2 separate regions of the Homo sapiens genome follow, and region 2 is linked to region 1. A link is an interaction called in ENCODE POLR2A ChIA-PET data of the cell type or tissue named here. Cell type or tissue: MCF 10A. All regions are shown on one strand.

Region 1 (4,000 bases):
CAATAAACGTGAAAAAAATGCTTAATGTCACTAACCATCAGAGCTATGCAAATCAAAACTATAATGAGATACCATCTCACACCAGTCAGAATGACTATTATCAAAAAGTCCAACATTAGAAATTGGCAAGGTTGTGGAAAAAAGGGAACGCTTATACACTATTGGTGGGGATGCAAATTAGTTTAGCCCCTGTGGAAAGCACTTTAAAGATTTTGCAAAGAACTAAAAATAGAATTACCGTTTGACCCAGCAATCCCATTACTGGGTATATACCCAAAGGAAAATAAATTGTTCTACCAAAAAGACCCCTGCACTTGTATGTTCATCATAGCACTAGTCACAACAGCAAAGACATGGAATTAACCCAGGTGTCCATCAATGGTGGATGGAATAAAGAAAATGTGGTATATATACACCATGGAATACTACACAGCCATAAAAAAGAATGAAATCATGTCCTTTGCAGCAATATGGATGCAGCTGCAGGCCATTATTCTACACAAATTGACACAAAAACAGAAAATCAAAACCACATGTTTTCACTTATAAGTGGGAGCCAAACATTGACTACACACAGACACAAAGATAAGAGCAATAAACACTGAGGATCCCAAAAGGAGGAAAAGACAGGGGGAGGCAAGAGTTGAAAAACTACCTGTTGGGTACTACACTCACTACTTGGGCAAAGGAATCATTAGAAGCCTATACTTCAGCATCACACAATATACTTTTGTAACAAACCTGCACATTTACCCCCAAATCTAAATTTAAAAAAAAAACAATTTTATAAACAATAAAACCCTATAATTTTCAAAAAAAAAAATAGAAGAAGAAGAAGATACACAACTGGTACTAGCCTTCTGGAGGTCCATTAAGTAAAAATGCAACCATTTAGCTCTGCAGCACTGCTTCAAAATGTGCAACAAAGTACTCCCAAATTCATAGAAAACTGCAACAACAAAAATTAAAAGAACCTTTATAGAAAGCTGCAATAGTGAAAAGAAACCCTTGAGGGGAAATGGATTTTTTGAGTTAGATTTTGGCCGGAACTCTCCTTTCAAAAGTAATGAATCTTTCTTCAGCAACCAAAGTCTAATAAAGCCAGTGTGGGGTAACTATAATATAACATATAAATCTATATATAGAGATTTATATAAATAGTGAGTTATATATAACCATAATATAAATATAAATCCACAATAATAGCCACAATTTATTAAGCCCTGCTTTCAGATCAGATGTTTTATAGTAATTATTTTGAATCCTCACAACTCTACATAGTAGGTACTATCTTCCTCATTTCACATAACAAAAGAAAGACTCTAGCAGATTATATGCCTAGTCCAAAGTCAAACAGTTAGACAATTATAGAGCAGAAATTTGAACCCAGTTCTTCTAAGTTCAAAACCCATTCACTTTTGACTATACTACACTGTTCCTAAAGGACTTAAAAGGCTAAAATAGATTGCTGAAAGTGGCGATCCACCTAGGGATGACATTCTGATTTCTGCTGGAGAAGCCAAAAATAACCAGAGGGTTAGAAGTTGCTTGAGACCAGCATTATTCACTTTGTATCCCACCTATTTGGTTTGTCCAGTCACCACAACTAACTAGTGACATCAGCAAGATGGCAGACTAGAAGCCCCTAGCACTCATCCCCTCACAAAATAACTGAAGGAGAGCATCACAGTGCATCAGAGAAGTAACAGAAGTCTTGGTGAGCACAGAAACTCAGGATGGCTACACAGAGAATCAGAGGAAATGTCGGGACACCACCATCCCATCCCCCAACTGAGATAAGCTAGAAACCTGTAGGAACTTCTTTCCAAGGTAAGGCAATAAGCAAGTGGATAACAGCAACCCCCGACAACGCCTTGGACACCTACATACCTCAACACTGGAGTCACTTGCAATCTTTACAGCCACTGGCACTAAGCCCAGCTGAGTGAGCTGGCTAGAGTCCACATAGCCATGTTCCCTCCAGAAAAGATGCCAACACTGTGCCCTACCCTCTGTGGCCCACATGGCTATTGCACAAAGCATCTTGGAAGTGGAACTACAGCTGGACTGTGTCTTGCTCTGGAGACAAGTAGCCATGCCTCTCCTTCATCCTGAGGCTAAGCCACCACCAAACCACCCCAGTCAAATGGCCTGACATCCCCAAGCTGAGCTGTCAGCATCTGTTATACTCTTTCCCATGTGGCCAACCAGAGGTTGCCACCTACTTCTCCCCTAATCCCCTTGGGCCAGAGCTGAAGCACCACCCTGCATCCTGAGCAAACAGTACCTTGGAAACTCAGAGCAATCACACCTCTCAGGTGCCTAAATGGAAGCAATGCCCTGCCTCTCAAGAAATAGTGCCTGGTCACCCAGAGTAGTCATGCACCATAGTACCTAAGCCAAAGCTCCAACCTGCATCCCAGGGATAAAGTGCCTGGGCCACCCAGAGTAGTCATGACACCCAGGCCTGAGCCATACTGACAAATGGCACCCTGCAGAATCCGTGCACTGGCTGAGCTGAGCAGCTGAACATCCTAGAGCTGGTTTGACATTGTATCCTCTATCCAAGGGAAACACCACTGGCTGAGCTGAGACACCCCTTGTTGGGTGTGTATATATTTAGGATAGTTAGGTCTTCTTGTTGAATTCAACCCTTTACCACTATCTAATGTCCTTCTTTATCTTTTTGATCATTGTTGGTTTAAAGTCTGTTTTGTCTGAAATTAGAATAGCAACCCTACTTTTTTCCGTTTTTCATTTGCTTGGTAGATTTCCTTCATCCCTTTACTTTGAGTCCATTGGTGTCATTGCATGTGAGATGTGGCTCTTGCACACAGCATATCATTGGGTCTTCCTTCTTTTTTCAATTTGCCACCCTATAACTTTTAATTGGGGCATTTAGCTACTTTACATTTAAGGTTAGTATTGATATGTGTAGATTTGATTCTGTCATCTTGTTGTTATCTGGTTATTATGCAGACTTGTTTGTGTGGTTGCTTTGTAGTGTCACTGGTCTATGTATTTAAGTGTGGTTTTTTAGTGGCCAGTAATGGTTTTTCTTTTCAATATTTAGCACCTCCTTCAGGACCTCTTATAAGGCAGGTCTGGTGGTAACAAATTCTCTTAGCATTCGCTTGTCTGAAAAAGGATCTTATTTCTCCTTCACTTATAAAGTTTAGTTTGGTTATATGTGAAATTCTTGGTTGGAATTCCTTTTCTTTAAGAATGCTGGATATGAGCCCCCAGACTCTTCTAGCTTGTAGGAGTTTTGCTGGAAGGTCTACTGTTAGCCTAATGGAGTTCTCTTTGTAGGTGACCTAACCCTTCTCTCTGGCTGCTCTTAATATCTTTTCTTTCATTTTGACCTCAAAAAAATTGATAACTATGTGTTTTGTGATTGGTCTTCTGTGTGGTATTTCACAGGGGTTCTCTGCAGTTCCTGAATTTGACTGTTGGGCTTACTAACAAGGCTGGGGAAATTTTCATGGATGATATCCTAAAATACGTTTTCCAAGGTGCTTGCTTTCTCTCCCTCTCTTTCAGGGATGCCAATGTGTCATAGATTTGGTCACTTTACAAAATCCTATATTTCTCAGAGGTTATGTTTATCCTCCTTTTGTTGCTTTTCCTTTATTTTTGTCTGAGTTATTTCAGAGATCCAGTCTTCAAGCTCTGGGGTTCTTTTCTCAACTTGGTTGATTCTGCTGTTAATACTTGCAATTGTATTCTGAAATATTAATACTTGTAGTGAATTTATCAGCTCAATCAGATAAGTTTGGTTCTTTCTTATAAGGCCATTTTACCTTTCATCTCCTGTATCATTTTATTGTATTCCTTTGAATCCTTCCATTGGGATTCAACTTTCTCCTAAATTTCAATGACCTTTATTCCTATCTACATTCTGCATTCTATTTCTGTCATTTCAGCCATGTCAGCCTGGTTAAGAACTGCTGCTGGGGAACTAGTGCAGTCATTTCAGATAAGAAGACTCTGGCTTTTT
Region 2 (4,000 bases), 74 kb after region 1:
CTGTGTACTGGATAAAGGAAGAGGGTAGTGATCTGGCACACTGGCAACCTGGCACAACATATCTTTCCCAAAGAAGCAGTAAAAGGAGTTACACCTAGACACACACAAACACACACACACACACTCCTCTGAAGCACTCACTTTGTCATGCTTTCAAATGCAGGCACAGGAGAATCCTTCTATTTCAGCCCTTCAACCAATAGGCCACAAAGTTCGGGGTCCCAGAGTCCTTGAAATAACCCCACTTTCAACACAGGGCCTGCAGACAATGCAATTAACACCTAATATTGCTCAGCACTGTCTTGAAGTAAAGAACCTGTAGAAACCTCTTTTCACTGGTCTCTGTCTCTTGTACCTTGACACTTCTGTATCATTGCAGAGTAAGATCTAGCCAAGAAAGTGAAAACATCCCAATCTGGGGAAATGTGAAAACAACTTGGATGCAGGAAACCTGTTTTAGCCCCTGCCCCAACTTTAACCTTGTAACGTTGGGAACATTACTCGGCCTCTCTGAACCTGTTTCTGGTTTCCTCACCTGAAAACAGCTGGGTGAGAGAGTCAGTTCTAAATTGATAATAAACAGATAAGTCCCCTACTTGGCCTTCTCCTTCTACCTAATCACTGATAGATTTGAAAGAACTCTGTCAAGGGGGAAGCTTAGAGTGCAGCTCTCTGTAGCATTTTATGGGAAAAGAAATACCAACTGTCCCCTCTTTGCACGGGTCCTACTCTGAGTGGAATCCCCATCACCCTTTAAGGTGGCAATGAACAAACAAAAGCTCTCATGAGAAAGGAGGGCTAGGCCCTGTGACTCTAGCTTTTTAACCCTGACATTCAAATTTCTGCTTTCAACATCTCATCTATTAAAGCTACCACTTCTACACTGGCCTCACCTGGAGGCATGGCTCTGCCATTACAATTTTAACTTCCTTAAATTCCATTCAGTATAGCTGAAATAGGTCCAAAACATTTAGAAATCACTAACATCTAAGGGAAAACAGAATAAGGAAAAAAAATGGGCAACTAAATAATCTGGTTTAGGTGGTGTAGTTCACCCATCTTCACCCTTCTCCCTGTTTCCCAGCCTGTCTGTATGGCAGAGGCATCTTAAACCCCTCCTTCCTGAGAGCATCCTCGGGTGTATCTAAACATCCCTGCCCAAAGTCAAGACAGCAATACCCAGAGAAAGGCAAGAGCTCCCTCTCCCACCTCCTGGTTTCCAGTTTTCTTTCTGAAGACCCACAACTTCCCCAGATGATGGCCCCAGGAATTACTGTCTCCTTTAGGGAGATGAAACTCCCACCCCAGGACCTTCCCTCTCTCACCAGGACAAGTGTATCACAAACAAGTATTCAATTGAAGGAAGGGAAAAAGAGGATGGCTGGGCCTTATGGAGGTAAGCTTCCTTCATTATGGTATCAAATCCAGTAATGCACTTTCCTGTTAGAGAATTTCTAGACAGTCCTCCCAAACGAGAAGCGTTTCCTGGATTATCATAAAACGTGTCTATATAGAAAAGCTAGTTCACAATGAAAAAGAACATGTGGAAGGTGAGTGCTGTACAATGAAGATAGGCTTTGAGAAGCCCTCCAGGCAACCAAACCTCCACTAACAAGTCCATTTTGCTGTTTTTTCTGTTATGTTTATTCTTCTCCAGCTATGACTATAAAAGAGGACGCACTGGGGAGAAACATACTTCAAGTACAAAGCAAAAGTAGGTGGAAAAAGATAGTAATAAATACGTGTTCTATGATTAATCAGGATTCTTGATTCCATTAGGAGATTAAAATTCCACAAATTCTAGGTCAAACTTTACTTGCCATAACTTATTCCCTAACCAAAACAGGCTAGAGAAATGACAGTAGAATCTGGCAATAGTACCTCTTTCTAAACTGTCCAAAGGTTAATGATCTCTTCAGTTTTGAAAATCAGGATTTACTTTTATAAAGTCAAAAAGAAACTCCCACTCTGTACGTGGTTTTTTTTTTTACTCTAAGAATAACAAATTATTATGCATAAATTACATGCCAAAAATAAGAATGCATCCTAAAAAGTATGTGGTAACAGAAGTAAGCAGATTATTGTAATAACCTTATCACCTGTTTTCCCAGAAAAGAGAAAAAGCCCTCCGATCTCATTTCATTCTTAGTATTCAACAGGAACATTAAAATTAGGCAACAATTTGGGGGAGGTACTTTCTTCCCTCTAATCCTCTTCTGCCCCCTAGTGGTCGCATATTTTTATGTCATACAAGATAATTTCCATTTTGAATATCTGGTTGTTATATTTCCACCATTAGAGTAACTCTATTGTATTTTACCCCTGTCATAAACCTTAAAACCAATTTAATAAACACATCTGACTACTCAATAAAACTTCACGATTATTTTAGTACTTACATATTGTGTATTAACTTACAACAGCTTTATCTAAAATATTTTCCCTGGAAAAAGCCCAGAGATATTCTGGGTGAAATGACATTCATGTGGTGGGCTAAAGGTTCAGAAAGCATGGAATATCATATCCTTTTAGAATTCAAAATATACATTGTTATATTAAAGATAAATCCTACAGCAATGACATTTTTTGTGATTTCCTAAACTTTGCCATTAAATACTTTTTTTTCACGTTAGACCTGCTAGCATCCTATAAAATACCATTTGGGGAAGTGTTGGTATCTAAGCATTATTCTCAACCCTATTGTTTTCTCCTGAGAATGGCTGAGGATTTCATTCTTTGTGACTCTTCTTCCTTTGTCATGCCTATTATGCCCCAATATATCAACTTCAATTATTTTATTTGAACACTATATCAGGTTGGCAAAGTAATATACACTCCATAGCTAAAACTCCAGCAGGGTATCAAAACCAAATCCTTGAAATGCTGCTCAGCAGTAAAAGGAAATGAACATTGATACACACGACAGCTTGGATGATCTTAAGTGCATTTTGCTCAATGGAAAAAAAATCATCAAAGCTTACATACTGTATGATTTCATTTGTATAACATTCTCAAAATTACCATTATCAAGACAGAGAATAGATAAGTAGTTACTAGGGATTAAGGAAGGATAGGGAGGGGATGACCCTAAGCAGCATGAAGAAGTCCCTTTGTGATGAGTAAACAAATCTGTGTCTTAACTATAAATGGTAGTTACATAAATCTGTACCTGTGATGAAAATGTCCTAAAATTATACAAAAAAACATGTAAAAATAAATGCTTGTAAAAAGAACTTGAAGCCAAGTAAGGTCTGTAGTCCAGTTAACTGTTTCCTGCTAATCAATGTTCTGCCTTCAATAATGCACCATAGTTAGATAAGATGTCACTGTTGGGGGACACTGGATGACAGGCATACAGGACCTCTGTGTACTATTGTACAACTTTTTGTGAGTCTATAATTATTTCAAAATTAAAAATTTTTTAAAGTAAAATTCTATGGCCCACACCAATGTTCACAGTATGAATTCCTTTGGATTTTTCTGAATTCCTCAATAATGTTTAAATTCCTCTAAATTACAAAAGAAGAAAAATAGGAGTAGAGTGTTATATAAGAATAATTAGTTAATACGTCATTATTCTGTGCGTTGGCAGATTACTCACAGGTCCTGACTATCTACTGGTTCTCCTCACTGGGATGAAATGAGATGAAATAAGCTTCACTCAAATGAATCCTTGATAAACACAGACACACACACACACACATTTTCACTTTCTCAGTCTTTCTTCATCTCAATAAGTGCCTTTCTCCTATCCCCTAGTTACTAAGGCCAGACATTTTTTCTTTTTCTGGGCTCTTCATATTTAGAGGTAAGGCCAGACTTTTTGAATCTTCTCTTTTCCTCACTTCCTACATCCCATCTATTCCCAAGTCTTACTGATAATACCTCCAAAATACCTCAAGTCTGCACATAAAGAATATACAAAAGGAAATGAGAATTCAAAGGAAACAGAAAATGCATCTGACAAATGGGAGAGTGTGCGAACATAGAAGGCAAAGGA

The links. ChIA-PET counts read pairs that join two places held together with the same protein. Peaks named below come from ENCODE experiments on the same cell type or tissue, not always from the same donor. Only the 100,000 strongest peaks of a DNase experiment are listed, where the experiment ranks them.
Region 2: POLR2A ChIA-PET joins it to region 1 with 5 read pairs; 2 of 35 experiments call an interaction of 5 or more read pairs at or near these places.

What each region holds. Positions count from the first base shown.
Region 1 is chr6:73,927,550-73,931,549 of GRCh38, reverse strand. No RefSeq gene overlaps it. Among named protein-coding and RNA genes, the nearest start is that of CD109, 230 kb to the right of the region's middle. In MCF 10A, no CTCF peak of the experiment used is centred here; a DNase peak (open chromatin) is centred at 1,949.
Region 2 is chr6:73,853,407-73,857,406 of GRCh38, reverse strand. No RefSeq gene overlaps it. Among named protein-coding and RNA genes, the nearest start is that of CD109, 160 kb to the right of the region's middle. In MCF 10A, a CTCF peak has its summit at 2,208 (motif pointing left); a DNase peak (open chromatin) is centred at 2,206.